Linked DNA regions of Homo sapiens: regions 2, 3 and 4 are each linked to region 1. A link is a loop called in an ENCODE intact Hi-C map of the cell type or tissue named here. Cell type or tissue: dorsolateral prefrontal cortex. All regions are shown on one strand. Each heading gives the region's core, and the rest is flanking DNA. Links, peaks and the distances in the headings are about the cores only. Region 1 overlaps MIR217HG (MIR217 host gene). Region 2 overlaps LOC105374690 (a long non-coding RNA gene). Region 3 overlaps LOC107985811 (a long non-coding RNA gene). Region 4 has its middle 24 kb from the start of PNPT1.

Region 1 (4,548 bases), core at 144-4,143:
CTAGGCTGGTAGTTTCTATCTCAATAGTTTAAATATTTTACACCACTCTCTTCTTGCTTGCATGTTCTGAGGACCAGTCAGGTGTAATTCTTATTTTTGCTTCTCTATTGGTAACGTGTGTTAGACCACATGTCTGGGTCCTCCTGAGTTTTAATTCTTAAACTTGTCCACACTGATCTTCTAGCAATTGCAGTTCTGGTTTTCTAACCCTGGCACTGACTCCTGAGAAAGAGACTGCTCATAGACTTCTGCTCTAGTAAGTTGTGATTCTATTTGTCTGTCTGTCTCTCCAATTTGGGGGACAGTGATTTGTCCTGTGACCTCACTTCTCTGACAGATCTAAGAAGAGTTGCTGATTTTTCAGTTTGTTTGGCTTTTTTACTTGTTGTTAGAGTGGTGACTTCTTAACAGCCTAACATGCTGGACCTGAAACTAAAACTCTTGATGACTTTACTTTTTAAGATGAGTCTGATGATTGGATAGGTTGAGAGCTGGTTTTTAAACTTTAAAAAGTAACGCCATCTTTTTTCAAAAAATATATGAATTTATAAATTTATAAAAATAATAAAATTGATAAAGTGGGGCTATTCTGGTTGAATTGTGTGTGTTAGCGAGGGAGGGAACCAGGGTTTTGTCCTCTCAGCCCCTTTCCTCATGACAGGCCAGCCTCTTCAGAACTCCCCGTTTGCAAATCACACTGGTCTTTCCAGCATGGGAACTGCCAAATGATCTCTGACAGGTCTTGGAGGGTATGGTGTGAAAGCTCTTGGTACCTGGAGTGCCAGTTAGGTGAAGGAGGAACAGCACTCAAAGGAGCACAGACTTTAGATATCAGTCTTAAAATTGCCACTGGAAAGTGAAGGGGACAGGAGGGTGATGCATTTGGAATCAAAGTTAGAAATCTGTTTGCTGGCAAAAAGACCATTTTGCAACTTGCCTTTTTTAAATGACCTTACCCGTGTAGGGTGTTATTTAGTTAACCCAGCCTAAGAGGATGTTTTAAAGGTGGAGAATTGCCCTGGTGATGAACAAATATGAGAAATAAACTTCCAGTGGGGCTGGGTTGCCTGCTGACTGTGATTTCCTGATGATCTATAACAATGGTTATTCACTAACAGCTGGCGCATGTCTCCCCCGGACAAAGCCACTGGGAAGCACAGGCGCTCTGATTGGTGAACCAGAACCGTTTCCCTGGTAACAGTTAACTAGCACGTGTTTTATTGTTTCCAACTGCTTTTCCTGGGGTATTTGCAGGTGGTGGGAGATGCTTTCTTAAAGAGGGGTCATAACCTCGTGAACTTTCAGATGTTGCAACAAATTGGGGAACAAAACATTTTTCCTTTTTCAAATATATTAAGTAAATCTTATTACATAGCATTTTCAAGACAGATGCAGCCCAACAGTTTTTCCTTTTTGCCATTATTTCCAGATGTTATCAATTTTAAAGTCAGCATTCCATTTTAAGAACAGGATCTATAGGAAGGTGATATTAGTAATACGTATAGCAGCAGAGTATTATTTTGCCCTTTTTGGAGGTGTGTTCTGGTTTTACATTTTGCTATAAAATGTGAGATCAAACCGTAAAATGTGAGTGTATTTTTAATTGGCCTTTTAATCGTTTGTATATTTTGCCTTTTCATTAATTAACTCAATGTTTTTGCCTTTACTGGTCGTTTTCTTTGTCATTTTTAATGCACCAGAAAAATTATAGTATTTTTATAAAATACAAGACTAAATAAGACTTGATTATATTAGAATTTTCTTCTATATTTATTTGACATGTTTTTGAAAGGATTGGTTAATTTCCAGATGGATAGCTCCCTCTTCTGTCTGGTTTGCAGAATTCACATCTTTTGAAAGCAGTGATGGAAGATGAAGTATGTATCACATAATTCTTTATCTTGGCTGGAGGCTGAATGTAGTTACTATATGAAGAATAACAAATTCATGTATTGGAATATGGAAAGCGCTTCCATTGTAATAATTTGGTTTAAAATAAAATTGTCTATCTTGCCATAAATGCTGGCTAAAAGAAAATGAAAACATTCCCTTAAGTTAATATTGAACTTTATCTGCAGACATCCCTGAAAAAATGCAGACCTGATCAAATCACTTGACTGTACTCTACTTGAAACACTTGGACTTTGGTCAAATAAGCATTTGCCACTTGATTTGTACAGCATTACAACAAAAGTGCAACTCAAGTCTTCTCTTGAGCCTGATTTGCAAGGTTCTTTCTGGTAAGCGTTCTTCATGGGTTTGCAAACATGCACCTACTTATAAATTAGATCAGTGGCATTCAAATACTCTTCTCCAGGAACTCAGAATTTAAAAAAAAAAAATTTTAAACATTTATTTAAAAAATATTTTTCCTTTGTTTCCTTGGATCCAATTCAATCACTACACCCAGAATTAGGGTTATGCTCTGAAAGCGAACACAAAAAAATCATAACCTAAACTCATAACCATAGAACCAAAAGAGCTAGTAAAATTATTTATAATAAGGCTACTTATGTACAGTCCGTGCTTCTAGAGATACAATGAAGTGATGCATTTTTACTGTGAAGAGGAAAACATTAATTCAGGCTCACCCTTCTTGTTTCTCTTAGTGGCAGGGTGAAAGGGGAGGGGGTCACATAACCCTAATTATTTGAATATATATTAAAGAGCACTGTTTGCAACTCTCTACTTCGCTTTTGTTGAGGTAGGCATAGCTCAGGGACCTCTGAAGGAGAAACATTTTACCTCACACACTCCTGTTGGTACCATGTCATTGTATTCTTTCTTTTTAGATTCATTAGAGGAGTAAAAACGATATTTTTTATATCAAGGAATAATTTGAATACAATGAAATGAGAATCAGAAAATTAGTCATTATCAAAATTTGTAGACTTAAGCATATATTTGAAAATTTTAAATTATTTTCTTGTCTTGAAGTAGGTAAAATAACCAAGTCATAAAGTATTAGATAACAATTCACGTGGAATGAGGGATGCTGAACATAACAGGCCATAGAACACTCAATTCAGTCTCTCCTTTCACAGACGAAACATTAAGCCCAGAAGGGCAGTTGTCTTGTTCAAGGTCCTGCAGCTAGCAGGTGACAGAGCTGTTTTCTCTGGCTCTTATTCAAAAGTGCCCTTTTGCTCAGGTCATGCTCTGTGCAGTGGTCAAGGAGATCTTCCCTAAGGGTACTTGGCTGTGGCTCCATGAATACGGATTCTGTAATTTCTTTCCTCCTCCAAATGAATAAACTCTGGCCCCATTTCCCAGATTTGCATTCCAGTGACTTACTTGGTGAGTGACTTTGGACTAGTTAACCAACCTCTCTGTGCTTGTTTTCACTTCTACAAAATGAGGGTAATAATAGTGCATATCTCAGAAAGTTAAGATCAGTGCTGTGTGTGGCACAGTGCCCGGAACATAGAAAGCTCTCAATAAGTGTTATCTATTATTTTTATTATTGTAATTTTCTGCCTACTTTTCTGAAGTATTTTCTCCGGTATGTCTTAATTTACTCTGCAGCATGTAGTAATCACATTCTGAAACGACTGAAGGTTGTACACCCATGTGCATAGCAGCCTTATTGACAGCAGCCAAAAGGTAGACGCAATCCAAGTGTCAAATGACAGATGAATGGATAAGCAGAATGTGGTGCATATACATACAATGGAATATTACTCAGCCTTAAAAAGGAAGGAAATTCTGACACATGCTACATTAATGCACTTTGAAAACATTATGCTAAGTGAAATAAGCCAGCACAAAAAGACAGATACTGTAATGATTCCATTTATATGTAAGGTACCTAGACTACTCAAATTCATAAAGACAGAAAGTAGAATGGTGTTTCCCAAGGGCCTGGAAGAGACGGGAATGGGGGAGTGTTGTTTATGAGTACAGAGTTTTCATTTTGTAAGATCAAAACAGTTCTGGAGATTAGCTGCACAATAATGTGAATGTACTTAACACTACTGAACTGTACATTTAAAAATGATTAAGATGATAAATTTTATGTTATGTGTATTTTACTACAGTTAAAAACAACGACAAAATGATTGAAGGGCTTAGTGCACTTAGAACATATTAGTTATATTAGTTAGTCGTGGATATTTTGACTTCTGGGTCCCAGAGCTCTGGGCCAGTGCTGTGGATTAGAACCAGAAAGGATTTGGTTGGAGACTAAGTATGGTATGTGATCATAGTGCTCAAACATTGTATCTGTTTTAGTTCTGTTTCCTTCCTTCAGGATTGCTGATTTCCTGCCAGAGATGGACTTAATTTCCAGAGCCTTATAGTTTATGAACTTGGATGAAAATACAGAAGCACATTTTCCCTATAGACACATGAAGAAACCCCTCAGAGACTCTTCAAAAAATGCAAACACATAAAAAGCAAATTTGATTCAGCAAGTTTACCATTAACAAAACCTCCTTTGGGGGCAGGGATGGTGTAGTGATAGTATAGGCTGTTAGAAAGAAGCTTAGAAACTGCCCTATTGAACAAAGCAAGCTAAAGGCAGAGAGATAAAATGGGAGAAGAAAACTG
Region 2 (4,548 bases), core at 165-4,164, 120 kb after region 1:
CCTGTGTCTCTTGGAGTACCAATCATCATCATTTAAAAAAATACCAAATGATGGGTTTTTTTTTGTGTGTGTGTGTGTGTGGTTTCTTAATGCTGTAGCACTGGTTGGGTCTAGACTAGAGTTGTGAATACAACTGAAGTCTGGGAAGCAGTTTTAAAAAGTACTTCTTCTTCTTCTTTTTTTTTTTAAATAGCTCAAACTATTTATCTAAATCTTTCTAATTGCTTTGCTTGTCTGTGTTAGCATTGTCTGCTTTTTGTCTTTTTTTTTTTTTTTTTTTTGAGATGGAATCTCATTCAGTTACCTGGGCCGGAGGGCAGTGGTGCAATTTCAGCTCCCTGCAACCTCCATCTCTCGGGTTCAAGCAATTTTCGTGCGTCAGCCTCCCAAGTAGCTGGGATCACAGGTGTGCACCACCACGCCCAGCTAATTTTTGAATTTTTAGTAGAGACAGAGTTTCACCATGTTGTTTAGGCTGGTCTCAAATTTCTGACCTCAGATGATCTGCCCACCTTGGCCTCCCAAAGTGCTGGGATTACAGGCGTGAGCTACCATGCCTGGCTTTTTTTTTTTTTTCTTTTAAGACAGAGTTTCGTTCTTGTTGCCCAGGCTGGAGTGCAGTGGCGTGATCTCGGCTCACTGCAACCTCTGCCTCTTGGGTTCAAGCGATTATCCTGGCTCAGCCTCCTGAGTAGCTGGGATTACAGGTGCCTGCCACCACGCCCGGCTACCTTTTTGTATTTTCAGTAGATACGGGGTTTCATCATTTTGGCCAGGCTGGTTTCGAACTGCTGACCTCAGGTGATCCACCCACCTCAGCCTCCCAAAATGCAGGGATTGCAGGTGTGAGCCACCATGCCCGGCCTTGTTTTTAAATTTTAAATTTTAAAATTAAATTTAAAACATTTTAAATTAAATATTTAAAATTTAAAATTTGAAACCATGGGGCCTATTTTTAAACACAGTCAAGGGCAATGTTGTATAGAAAGAGGTTCTTAGGATCACAGCAGTCTTCCTCATGGGTTTATGAAAATGTTTTGAGGAGTCCAAATATCTAGGAGGTGGTTAAGGGCAGGGATTACTCCTATTTTAATCTGCAAAAACTGAGGCTCATGGGGCTGAACAGTTAGTACCAAGTTCTAGATCTCCTAAATCTCAGGCCTGACTCCTTATAGGAGAGGCCAATGTTGCCCAGATAAATAACTGGGGAGTGGATTAGGTGTGGGGTCAAGGCTAAGGCTGAATACCTTCCTATCATTAGCACTGAAAGTCCTATGGCCTGGGAAACCCCTCAATCATAGGCAAACTGGGACAGTGGGTCACCCTACTGCAAGATCGCAGTTGGCCTATCTCAGATGTCACGTACATCTCTAGATCCTTTCTCTTCTGTAATCTTAAGTGTGTTTGGAAGCTGGCTCTTAACCATGTGTTACCAATTAAACTCCTAAAAGTTCAGATTTGAGATTTCTGTGTGATTCTGGGTTATATTTTTCTGACAGGTCTAACAATCCTCTTGGGTGCTTTATCTCCTGAAAAAAATAACAAACATGTCTGGGCCGCTGAAGTCACCCTGATTCCTCTCTATGGGCCCAACAGGCTCATTTGATTCACAAACTTGTGTAGATGAATCTGAGAGATGAATATCTGTTGTTCTCTCTGGCTTGGAGCATATGAGATGCCATATGACAATCTTTTCTTCTAAAGAATGGGGATAATAATTATCAACCTCATAGAGTTGTTTTAAGTATTAAGGTAATATAAGAAAGGTGCTTAGAATAGGGACAAGCACATAGTAAATATTCAATAAGTATTAGGAAAAAGAAAAACTTAAATAGTACTATAGAAATATAGGCTATTGACTGAATTGTCATTGTCATTGTATTCGGCAAATTCTCATGATAGAGGATTTTCAGTCTGTGGAGAAAACATATTAGAGGTTAAGATTAAAGTCTTTCAGAGTAAGTGAGGACTTCCCCAGGGAAACCCAACCTGGGAGTCAGATGGCATAGGTCCCCCACAATTAAAACATGCATTCTTATATATTCTTACGTGCTTGGGAAGCCACTAAGCTGTGCCTGTAAACTAGCCAAACTTCAGAGCTCTAGCTTTGTGTGGTGGCCTGTGGGTGAGGATTCTACCACCAGAGGGAGTTGAAGACCCAATTCAAACTGGATTAAGCAACTAGGAAATTAAATTGCTCATGTACCTGGAAGTCTAGAAGATCATGCAACTGATCTTCAGGGTTAATAGTGGCTTTAGAGTATAATGCCAAACTCATTGAAGTTCTCTACCATTCAAGATGTCAGCTGTGAGAAATGAGGGGATCAGAACCAAGTGTTAATCCTTTCTCCCAGCAGAGATCAGAGAGCTAGGAAAGGTGGGGATAGGGGCTGCGGAGGCCCGTCTCTTATCTGGAGAAGCCAGGGTACCCAAACTCAGAAGCGTATGGAATCTAGCGTCAGTGGGGAAGGAAGGTCACCATAGTAAGCAGGGCTTGAGGTAGATTTCAAGAGTGGGGGTATAAAGGTCATGGAACTCAACATGTGAGGAGATGAGAGCAGTCATGGACAGGTTAATTAGATTTGAGATGGGGACTACTGTTTGGGCTGGGTGCTGCATGTTTGTTCATTCCCTCAGTGCACTGTAGATGGAGGGTGTGCCGGTAATATTTAAAGAACAAGGGTGGATTCACCTGAGAAACAGTTCAGGGCAGGGCTTTCCTTCCAGTAGGGGAATAAGAATGCATTCACGTAGAGATTGGAGGGTGATTCTTTCTTGCTCCAAGGATCTCAGGTGGGTACTTCTTTCCCAGGAATGCTGCACCTGGGCTAAGGGCAGCAAGCCCAATCCTGGACCCTGTATAAGTAGGACTGGAGTTCCTAACTCACTGCCAGGCTTGAAGCAGGGGCTAGTTCTTCATGAGAGACTGGCAAGATATTTGCTCACCTTCTTACTTTTCTCAGAAGGTAAATTAAAATTTGTTAGGGCTCATAATTCCCAATGCTAGGGTCCTTTCCCATCTCAGTTACTGGTTTCTTTGCTTACCAGTGTACCAGAATTAATTTACCTGTAACACGGGGCATGTTCTACTCATCGTGGCAAAGGAAGCCAGCAGAGACAGAACACGTGGGCTGAAACTATGGTTATAAGTCACTGAGTTGTATTCTGTCCAAAATACTTAAAAGTAGATGGCCAAACTTCATTAAGTATAGAATGTTTGAAAATAGCCTTTCCAAGAAGGGAAAAATTTTCTTGAATGTAAGGATTATCAAGGAATTGGATGCTACAGAGGAGGAATTGTCAGAAAGGAGGCATCGAGACAGGTTTTGTCATATAAGCCAGAAATTGATCCTGGGAGTTTTTTCCAGAAAATGGTTTTCTAAATGTTTTTAAAAATAGCAATGTAAATGAATCAACTTGATCATCCATAATCTCAAACATTTGTCATTTTGAGGGGTAGCACTCAGGCTAACACATGGTAGTCTGACATGTTTGTATAAAAACATTCTAATTACTTTCTTATACCTTATTTTAGAACCTAATTTAAATTTAAATTTTCTAAACTTTATATTAGGCATGCATCAAAAATATGCATCAATTTTTCTAAAATTTAAACTAGAAAAATGTTTAAATTTAATTTAGATTTTTCTAAATTTTAATTTAAATTTTAAATTAGAGGTTTAAATTTTAAAAAAATAGATGCATATGTTAGGTGCCCAGTGTAAATTTTTGCTTATTTATCTGTTTTTGATGAACAAATACTCCCACATTCTCTTCAGTCTGCATTGATTTTCTGGGCTGGTTGCACTGAATTTGTAGTCAGAAAGTAATTGAAAGTTGTAATGGGGTGCCATCTACTGGGGAAATAGAACATAGATTAAAAAACAGAATTGATAGGCGTTCCCACTGCAAAAAAGAATGTGATGAAGATGATGTAAAAGAAAACATGAAAAAAGATGGGAAGTTTACATTTTGCATAAGACTAGAAAAATTTTATTTGAACTCAAATATGCTTCTTTGATATACTACTTTGTTTTAACACTAGCACAGACACTAGATATCAAAAGAAACCCTCTGTTTATACTTAAAATCCGAAAACTTTCAAATGGCTGAGATCTTTGAGACCAACCAGTTCAACACCCTCATGTTACAGATGAGAAACGGGCTCAGAGAGGAGAAGGGATTCATCAACTCTCTCCAGTTAGGTAATGCGGACATTTATATCCTCTCCTCACCAAGATGGTCCTCACTTAGATGAAGTAGCCATTTGGCAAAACATAATGATATAAAGGTCACCAAGAAGTTATCCAGGGCCAAACAGAACACCTCTCTGGCTGACTTGACAGATTGTTAGAAAGCCTCATAATTAGCGTTGCTCCTTTGCATGGGAAGTGATGTTTATTCATTTGTACTGTAAGTTCCCACAGACGCCTTCAGGACAATAGGATTTTCTCTGATTATTTGCTGTTTACCTGCTTATTTAGAAAGTAACCAGCAGAACTGCTGCTTTAGATCTAATTCTTTTTTTTTTTTTTGAGATGGAGTCTC
Region 3 (4,548 bases), core at 311-4,310, 240 kb before region 1:
ACAGACAGCCACTTTGAGTTAGTGTGTGTGTGTTTTTAAATGGGGCTTATGTTTTAAATGCCTCACGAACTTTCAAAGGGGCACTGAGAGAGTTATATCTTTAAATGCTATCGGATAGTGGCACAGTAGCCTTAAAGATGATAGGAATAGGATAAATTTGTTAATTTCACTGCTTGGCAATTAGGTTAACCATAGTTACCCTAATTTTCCCTTCATCTTCATGGTTATAACAAATGTTTTATGTAAAGGGACAGATAGTAAATATTTAGGCTTTCTGGGTCACTTAAGATCTCTGTCACATATTGTCATTTTTTTTTTCCTCCTTCTTCTCTTTCTCTTATTTGTCCTCCTTGTCCTCAATTCTTTAAAAACCATCCTTAGCTTGGAGACAGTACAAAGGCAGGATATAGGCCACTTTTGGCTCAGGGGCCAATAGATTTCTAACTCCTAGGCTATATCATAGTTGTTTCTTTTTTAAACACTTCACTATTAATGGAAAGTTAGGTTGTTCACATTTTTCACTGTTTCAAGAAATGCTGTAGTTAAACTCCTACTACTTGTGTTTTTGTGGATATATGCTGAATTAGTCCATTTTCATGCTGCTCATAAAGACATACCTGAGACTCAGTAATTTACAAAAGAAAGAGGTTTCATGGACTTACATTTCCACATGGCTGGGGAGGCCTTACAATCATGGCAAAAGGCAAGGAGGAGCAAGTCACATCTTATGTGGATGGCAGCAGGCAAAGAGAGAGCTTATGCAGGGAAACTCTTGTTTTTAAAACCATCAGATCTTATGAGACTCATTCACTATCATGAGAACAGCGCAGGAAGGACCCACCCCCATAATCCAGTCACCTCCCGCTGGGCTCCTCCCATGACATGTGGGAATTGTGGGAGTTACAATTCAAGATGAGATTTGGGTGTGGACACAGCCAAACCATGTCATATGCTAATAGAATCCTAGAATTGTAATAAATGGTTAAAGGGTATTTGTATTTATATTGAGATGGATATTGCCAAAATAACCTTTGCAAAGTTTGTACCATTTATATGTCCACAGATAAGAGTGTGAGAGTGCTATTCCCTACACCCTTGTAAAAACTTGATATTATCAAACTTTTGAATTTCCACCCATCTGATGAATAAAAATTAGTACTTCACCTAAAAAAATTGTATTTTCCTCATTCTTAGCAATGTCAGGAATCTTTTCATGTGTTTATCAGGCATTTAAATGTATTTCCTGTGAATTTCCTGTTCACTAGTTTTTTGTCCTTTTCCTATTAACTTGGAGAGTTCTCATTAATTCTTTATTTTACATGCTGTAAAACTTCCAAGTCTGTCAGTTGTCTTTTAACTCTGCTTAGAAATTTCATATTTTTATTTTATACAAATGAATGATCCTTTACTTTGTGACTTCTGGGGATGTTGTGTCTTGCTTTGGATGTGTCATTATCAGATGAGAAATATGTATTTATGATAGGATATTTGACAAAATTCCTATCAGGATTTGATGTAAGGAAAACATCAGTTTCTTTCAAACAACTTCTATGCTTTTTTGTCTTGGTTGTTAGGAAACTCAGTTAAATTGATGATTAAAGTTTGATAACTATCTTACTTTTTAAGCAATGCAACGGATAACACACATTGTCAGTGTTAAACGGTGGTTACAAACCTGAAAACCAAGACTGGGGATAAGCTGGGCACTATGAAAAGCTAACTTCCAAATCAAAATCTATGGCATAGAAATATGACATCAGGAGACCCTAAATATGAATGGATCAGCTTTGAGAATTTGAGTTTGTGACAAACTTGATCAGCAGTACAAGGGCGTTGGTGGGAAGCAAGGCCTGGAAATAAGGATGGATGCATGAAATCTAGGGCAGTCTGTAGCCATATGTCCTGAACCTGTGAGCTCACAACTTCTCCAGGCTCACAATCCTTTATCCACAATTCAGAAACCCAAAAAGCTCTAAAAACCCAGGCTTAAAAAAAATTTTTGTTGTCAAAATCTGACCTAAATGGTTGTGAGACCACTTAAAGTCTTTATTCTACTTAGTTTTAAAATTCACACATTTTGTGGTATAAATAACAATGTGATTGATTTTACATTGTTGCTCCTGGCCTTACTGGAGGGTATTGTGTAATATATGGTATATGTATCTCTTAACCTTTCTGGAATAAAAAAGTTGTAAATTCTGAAACATATCTGCTCTCAAGGGTTTTTCCTAAGAAATTGTAGACTTGTAATAAATATCTTACCTGAAGGCCCAGGCACAAATAGTTCCCTTCTTGCCTCTTTATGGTTTCTGATTTGACTTTCTAACATTATTTTTAATGATTCTGATGCATATGCATTTTTAGTATGAGCTCTCAATTTTTTTGGCAATAGAGGTCCCCTAAAAGGATCCACACTAATCCTTGCCCTTATGTAGTACCATCCTATATTAAGTCAGAGCTGCTCTGTGTGCCCATATAGAATATGGACAGATGTGAAGATGTTAGACTTTGGAGGCTAGGTTATAAAAGGCATTTCAGCTTCTCCCTTGATCTCTTGAATCTCTCTGCTTCTGGGGGAAGCCAGCTGCTATGTGGTGAAGACACACAGAGCTGCAAGGAGAGGCCCAAAAGGAGAGGAGCAAATTTGCCAGCCACATGAGCAAGACATCTCAAAGTGGATCCTTCAGCCCCAATCAAGCCTTCAGATGATTGTAGTCCTTACATACACCTTGACTGCAAAGTTATGAGACACCCTGAGTCACAACTGCCCAACTAAGCCTCCCCCATATACATGAGCCCCAGAAATTATGAGAATAATATATGACTATTATCCTTTTAGACACTAAGCTTTTAGGTGATTTGTTATGCAGAAATAGATAACTAAAACACTGAGTAATAACTAATAAATAATGGATTAATTAAAAAGTCTACAGTTTGGAAACTGTTTTCTATGGAGCCCCAAAACTAATAGATTTAGTGTGTTATTTAATTTCGGAATTTTATTTCCTGCATAATTTGCATATTGACTTAATCTGGTATTTTATGTATTTAATATTTTGCCCCTTTTTCCCCCTTCTCTGTCTCATAGAACTGCTGTTATAGTCAAATTTTTATAAAACCTCTTCTTTTGGGACTGTTCTGATTAGGGTTCAGAAATAGTTTTGTATTGACTACTCATTACTGTGTAACAAGCTACCCCAACACTCAGTGTTTTAAGACAATGACAATTTACTGTATCTCATGACTCTGCAGATTGACTGGGCAGTTCTTCTACTGGTCTTGCTCAGATTCCCTCACAGAGCTGGTTCTACTGGAGCTGGAGAGTCTAAGATGGTCTCACCATCATGTTTGGGACCTTGACAGGGATGATTGCAAAGGTAGGACCTCCTTCTTCACAGAGTCTTTCCTTGGCATTTAACCCCAAGATTTTTTCCATGGTGGCTGGGTCCTAACAGAGCAAAGGTAGAAGCTCTAAGGAGTCTTGAGGTCGAAGGTCTGGAACTTTCACAGTGTCACCTCTATTACATTCTAAAGGTCAAAGCAAGTTACAAAGCCAGCCCAGATTCAAAGGGATGAGGAAAAAGTCTCACCTTTTCATCAGAGAAACAGCAATGTCACATTGAAAAAGGGGCACAGGCACAGGGAGAAGTGATTCATTGAGGCACATTATTATAATGATAAACCACAAGCTTTATTAAGAGAGACATAAATCCTAAATTAAGATTCTGGTAGCTTGAATTCCTCAACACAGGGCCAGAAGATTCACAATGATTAAATTCATCAAACACACACATATTGAGAATCTACTATGTGCTGGCTCTAGAAAAACAAATTATATAATTCCTTGCTTGAAGCAAGAAACATACTTATTCCCCTAGTTTCTTTAAATGCAGTTCATTAGGATCAGAAAATGAGGGTTCTACATCAACAAAGCAACAGATATTTCTGGAGTGCTTTCTGTGCTTAGAATTCTACTATTTATGCCTGAGGTACTTTGCTAGGAGATGAATGTGGCAGCTTCTGAGAGATACTGATGCTCTCTGCAGATGTGTCTGTGGATCACACACGCTTGGCCATAACATCTGCCCTCAGGGTGTTTGATAGGGCATTGGAGTCCCGTTGGGCTCCACCTGCCTTTCCTCTTACACATTTTCCCATATGGCAAAGATGCCAGAAGTGAACTCTCATGGCTTAAAATAATTGGAGTAGGTGTCAGAGGGAGGTTATGGAATTGTCTGCCTGTACTTTATGAATAGAACAAAGTGTTGAGCATTAGATTACAGAGACCTGAGTAAGACATAAGTCATTAAATCATAGAGCTGAGAGAAAAAATGCAAGTTGTCTGGCCATCCCTCTCATTTAAATGATAAGAAAATTGAGACTCAGGGACATTAAATGACATTAAAATATCTATTTAGCAGCAGTCCTGAAACTACAACCTAGGAATTATGATTTGCTCTATGGTGTTATTTCAACTAGTTCTTACCATCTTAAAGTCTTATCTTCTCAAAGAAGAGAAATATCTAAGCCTCACTGAGATTTAACTTA
Region 4 (4,548 bases), core at 309-4,308, 290 kb before region 1:
ATGCCAGAGGCCACTCCTGGCCCGACTCATTGTATCCTGTGTGACTAGCACTCCTGGGGTAATGCAATGGGGGCAGTTCTGGAAGAGGGGTCTTGAAGGGAAGATCAGCCCAGGCAGAACAGAGGTGGAGAACTGTAAAACAGCAGAGTGTGTTTAGGGAACTGGAATCAGTTTGCTCTTACTGTACTGTAAACTGTAGATGGAAAGTGGTAAGATGCAAAACTAGAGGATGGGTGATTCTGTGCTGTGGATCCGGGACTGCACTCTGTAGGCAGTGGAGAACTATAGGTGGGTTTAAGTAGGAGAGAGATGTAAAGGTCTGAATTTCCAAGATGTCTCCTGTGGTAGTGTGGAGGGTGAACTTGAGGGGGTAAGATCAGAAGACAAGAAAGAGACTAGTTGCTGTAGTTCCATGAGTGATGAGGATGACAAGAACTAGGGCATTGCAAGAGGGCAGAATGGGTGTGAATGTTAGAGATGTTCAGGGCATCCAGAATTTGGTTTATGATTACAGTAAAGGCTGAGGGGAAGGGGGGACTCCAGGATGACTCCCAGGTTTCTGAGAGATTTAGAGTGTGAGAGAAGATGATGTCATTTTTTTTTTTTTTTAGACAGTTTTGCTCTTGTTGCCCAGGCTGGAGTGCAGTGGCATGATTTCGGCTCACTGCCAGCTCCGCCTCCCGGGTTCAAGCGGTTCTCCTGCCTCAGCCTCCCAAGTAGCTGGGATTACAGGCACCCGCCACCACGCCTGGCTAATTTTTGTATTTTTAGTAGAGACAGGATTTCATCATGTTGGCCAGGCTGGTCTCAAACTTCTGACCTCAGGTGATCCACCTGCCTTGGCCTCCCAAAGTGCTGGGATTACAGGCGTGAGCCACCGCACCCGGCCATGATGTCAGTTTTTGGTCATGCCAAGTCTGAGGTACTTGTTAACCACCTTGTTCTGTAATACAAGGTTGAAAGTAATAAATGACACAGAGGAAACAGAAATAGAACTCAGAGGAATAAAATAAAAAAAGACTCAGAAGAGGATAAATAATTTCTGGTTTGCAGAATTAGGAAAGATAGAATCATAGAGAAGGATTGGTCTAGGCCTTGAAGGATTGGTAAGATTTGGATATGGGGATATGATGGGAGGGAATTGTCCAAGTGAAGGCACAGTCACCCTCAGGATATTGTTTGGGAACAACTGAGACTTCCTGTTTGTGTGACTATAGAGTAAGCTAAAGCCAGATGAGGAGGATGTGGCTACCACGGTAAGTCGGAGCCAAGTCCTGAAAGGCACTGGGGTTGTGTCTCTAATGAGCACTGGGCTTCGCATTGGGCTTCGCATTAGGCAATACTTTGAATGGGACTATGCTTTAGGAAAAATAATCTCAGGTATTATATAAGATACATTAGAAGTAGAAAAATTAAAGGCAGAGAGGAGTCAGGACACTACACCAGGATGCCAGAAACAGGAATGGAGAGGAGGGACCAGTGACTAAGAAGAGCGGGAAATTATTGCCTTTGAGAGTGTGGCTCAGGTCAAAGGTTAAAGATGGTTGGATTACAAGGGATTGAGAAGATGGTACTGCCTCTATAGAAATAAAGGCGTCTAATAGAAAAACAGGTTTATACTGAACCCCTAGATCTGGCTCTGAACATTTAGGTACGTGCTGTACTAATTTGAATCCAGAGAGATCCATGTAGTGGGTCAAGACACTTTACAAAGTGCAAAAGTTAGCTTTACGAAATGTCAAGTAAATGGAAACAAGGCCAGTTCTTTCTTTTTCTTTCTTTCTTTTCTTTTCTTTTTTTTTTTTTTTTGAGATGGAGTTTTGCTCTTGTTGCCCAGGCTGGTGTGCAATGGCACGATCTTGGTTCACTGCACCCTCCGCCTTCCAAGTTCAAGTGATTCTCCTGCTTCAGTCTCCTGAGTAGCTGCGATTACAGGTGCCCGCCACCACACTGGCTACCTTTTTGTATTTTAGTAGAGACAGAGTTTCGCTATGTTGGCCAGGCTGGTCTCGAACTCCTGACCTCAGGTGATCCACCCTCTTTGGCCTCCCAAAGTGCTGGAATTACAGGCATGAGCCACCGTGCCCAGCCACAAGACCAGTGATTTCTACAAAAGTCTTATGTGTTTTCAAACGAGACCAGCATAATATTTACAACTTGAGGTAATCTCAAGAGTTCACTAGAATTCTATATTAATAAATTAATAGATTGTTAAAGTGCTTTGGATTCTATAATGTAAGTAAAGATACTTTCTGCCATCATAAATAATTGATTGAGGCAAGCAAGAATCATCAATGGATGCTTAAACTAGTGGGTGAAAATTCGAAGAGTAACAGATATTTACACGATCTAAAATTTAGCTTTCTTCCATTTTTCTTCATATTTGTTTTTAATGCACAAACCATTCGCCAGCTTCAAAGAGTTAAAAGAAAATAATGGAAATCTCATTTATTGTTCAGCATACTGGCAGCCTTTGGACACTAGGAGAATTCATTTCCCACTAGAGGGCGCTCAGGTGTTGCTTAATTCACCTCTTCAGGTTTTTGCGACCTCCTTTGTAACTCAAACTGTAAAATGGAATTTTAAGTTTTATATTTGTGGGTGAACTTAACTAACATTTTAGGATTAATGTAGCAACAACATTTTAAAGCTTTGGGGTTCATATTAAAAATAATTACCCAAATGACAGCAATCAAAACTCCCTCCAAAAATAAAAAATAAAAAATAAACTTCCACCATCCCCCAAATCAATTGTTTTTGTTTTCCAGCAAACATTTCTGGTCCTGGTTCATCGCAGGTTTGAGAGGCACGGTTTCTTCTCCATTATTTACCTACTCTAGAACCACTTTATAGAAGGTGGAGGTGGGGTGGGTTGGCCAGGGTGAGATAAACTCTCAGTTTCAGAATGTGGTGCAAGGCGCTGACACTCTTGTGAGTCCTGCCTTACATTAGACTATGCGAATGGTTCTCAAAGTGGCAGCCCCCCCACCAAGCAACGTCAGCATCACCTGGGAACTTGTTAGAATGCAAATTCTTGGGCCCCACCCCAGACCTATTGAATTAGAACTTCTGAGGGTGGACCTATTGGTCTGTATTTGAACAATTTCTCTGAGTGATTCTGATGAATGCTACCGTTTGAGACCCACTAAGCTAGATACTTGGTTTTTACAGGGCAAACTGCTTTTGGGCAATCAGAGCTCAGGTTTTATCGGTTGGTGCCCTCTCTAAGAATCAGGAACAGACTCCCTCCAGGCTAGGTCTCAGACCCTTAGGCAAATGGCAGTCAGGGTCAAGGTGGTTTTCTACCTGCTTCAAGTTTCTAAAGAGAACTTGTCTTTCACCAGTCTCAGCAGGGGCACCAGTCCATAGACCATTCACATATAGACGGCACCATGAGAGTCAGTTAAGAATTTATGGCCAGGTGCAGTGGTTCACGCCTGTAATCCTTGCACTTTGGGAGGCCGAGGTGGGTGGATCACCTGAGATCTGGAGTTTGAGACCAACCTTGCCAACATGGTGAAACCCCATCTCTACTAAAAATATAAAAGATTAGCCAGGCATGATGGCAAGTGCTTGTAATCCCAGCTACTTGGGAGGCTGAGGCAGGAGAATCGCTTGAACCTATTGGGGTAGGGGGTGGAGGTTGCAGTGAGCCGAGATTGTGCCATTGCACCCTAGCCTGGGATTTTCTTTTAATCCCAGCTCTCCCGCCTAATAGGACTGACTGTGAGCAAGTTACTTAACCTCTCTTTAAATTTCACTTTCTTTCTCATTTGTAAAATATGGGTGATAATAATCATCTAACAGAGTTAGTGTGAGAGAAAGGAATACAATCAGAAGGTAAATTGTGGAAATAAGGCACCATTATCTGTATATTACTGTTCCAGGAAATGCTGTAGTTATAGGGTAGTTCTAGCCACATGATAGGGCTAGATACACATTAGTTCCCTTTCTTGCAAAGCTTTGTACCTTTTGAGTATTCAGGACCCTTTTAAATTGTCAGAGTGGGCTGGGACTGGTGGCTTATGCCTGTAATCCCAGGACATTGGGAGGTCAAGATGGGAGCATTGCTTGGGCCCCGGTTTTCAAGGCTGCAGTGAGCTATGATTGTTGCCACTGTGCTCCAGCCTAAGCAATAAATAAATAAATAAATAAATAAATAAATAAAATGAAATAATAAAAATAAAATAAAAAAATAAAAAATAAAAAATAATCACAGTGAATTATGTTCTTGTACTGTTTACTTCCAGCTTCACACTCCAGCTCCTGGATATCTGGAGTGGTTGGGAGAGGGTTCTATTTTCCCTCCTTTTCTCACACAGGGGTCTTTTGAGCCAGATTTTTTATTCTTTTCCCCTCCAGATCACAAAGCTTATACTTTTATTGCAGAAAATCTGCAATATTCAATAAAGCATAAACAAGGAAATGAACATCACCAGTCCTTCTCCAGAAGAAAGCATCATTAATGTTTTGGAGTATTTCCTGCTAGACTTTCCCCCCTCTGCTTATATAAAATTGCTATCATAACTCACGTTCAATTTTCCTTGC

Evidence for each region. A loop is a pair of places that touch in the nucleus more often than their neighbours do. Peaks named below come from ENCODE experiments on the same cell type or tissue, not always from the same donor. Only the 100,000 strongest peaks of a DNase experiment are listed, where the experiment ranks them.
Region 2: a loop joins it to region 1, with 4 times the contacts of the local background. A loop is called at or near these places in 14 of 110 quality-filtered maps.
Region 3: a loop joins it to region 1, with 4 times the contacts of the local background. A loop is called at or near these places in 44 of 110 quality-filtered maps.
Region 4: it touches region 1 in a loop (7-fold over the local background); 74 of 110 quality-filtered maps call a loop at or near these places.

What each region holds. Positions count from the first base shown.
Region 1 is chr2:56,008,139-56,012,686 of GRCh38, forward strand. The region is part of intron 2 of MIR217HG (MIR217 host gene); the gene reads right to left. The region is part of intron 3 of LOC105374690 (a long non-coding RNA gene); the gene reads left to right. Among named protein-coding and RNA genes, the nearest start is that of MIR216B, 9.6 kb to the left of the region's middle. In dorsolateral prefrontal cortex, for the core only: CTCF peaks have their summits at 1,828 (motif pointing left) and 2,027; a DNase peak (open chromatin) is centred at 1,133; H3K4me3 peaks cover 1,188 bases; H3K27ac peaks cover 1,725 bases.
Region 2 is chr2:56,128,506-56,133,053 of GRCh38, forward strand. All of the region lies in intron 5 of LOC105374690 (a long non-coding RNA gene), which reads left to right. Among named protein-coding and RNA genes, the nearest start is that of LINC01813, 40 kb to the left of the region's middle. In dorsolateral prefrontal cortex, for the core only: CTCF peaks have their summits at 2,146 (motif pointing right) and 3,823 (motif pointing left); a DNase peak (open chromatin) is centred at 2,116.
Region 3 is chr2:55,765,012-55,769,559 of GRCh38, forward strand. LOC107985811 (a long non-coding RNA gene) reads left to right here. Exons shown (of 3, transcript XR_001739192.2): 2 at 3,253-3,377. Among named protein-coding and RNA genes, the nearest start is that of PNPT1, 73 kb to the left of the region's middle. In dorsolateral prefrontal cortex, for the core only: no CTCF peak of the experiment used is centred there; no DNase peak of the experiment used is centred there.
Region 4 is chr2:55,715,866-55,720,413 of GRCh38, forward strand. No RefSeq gene overlaps it. Among named protein-coding and RNA genes, the nearest start is that of PNPT1, 24 kb to the left of the region's middle. RefSeq lists a silencer at 1,176-1,368. In dorsolateral prefrontal cortex, for the core only: CTCF peaks have their summits at 2,480 (motif pointing right) and 2,683; a DNase peak (open chromatin) is centred at 2,506.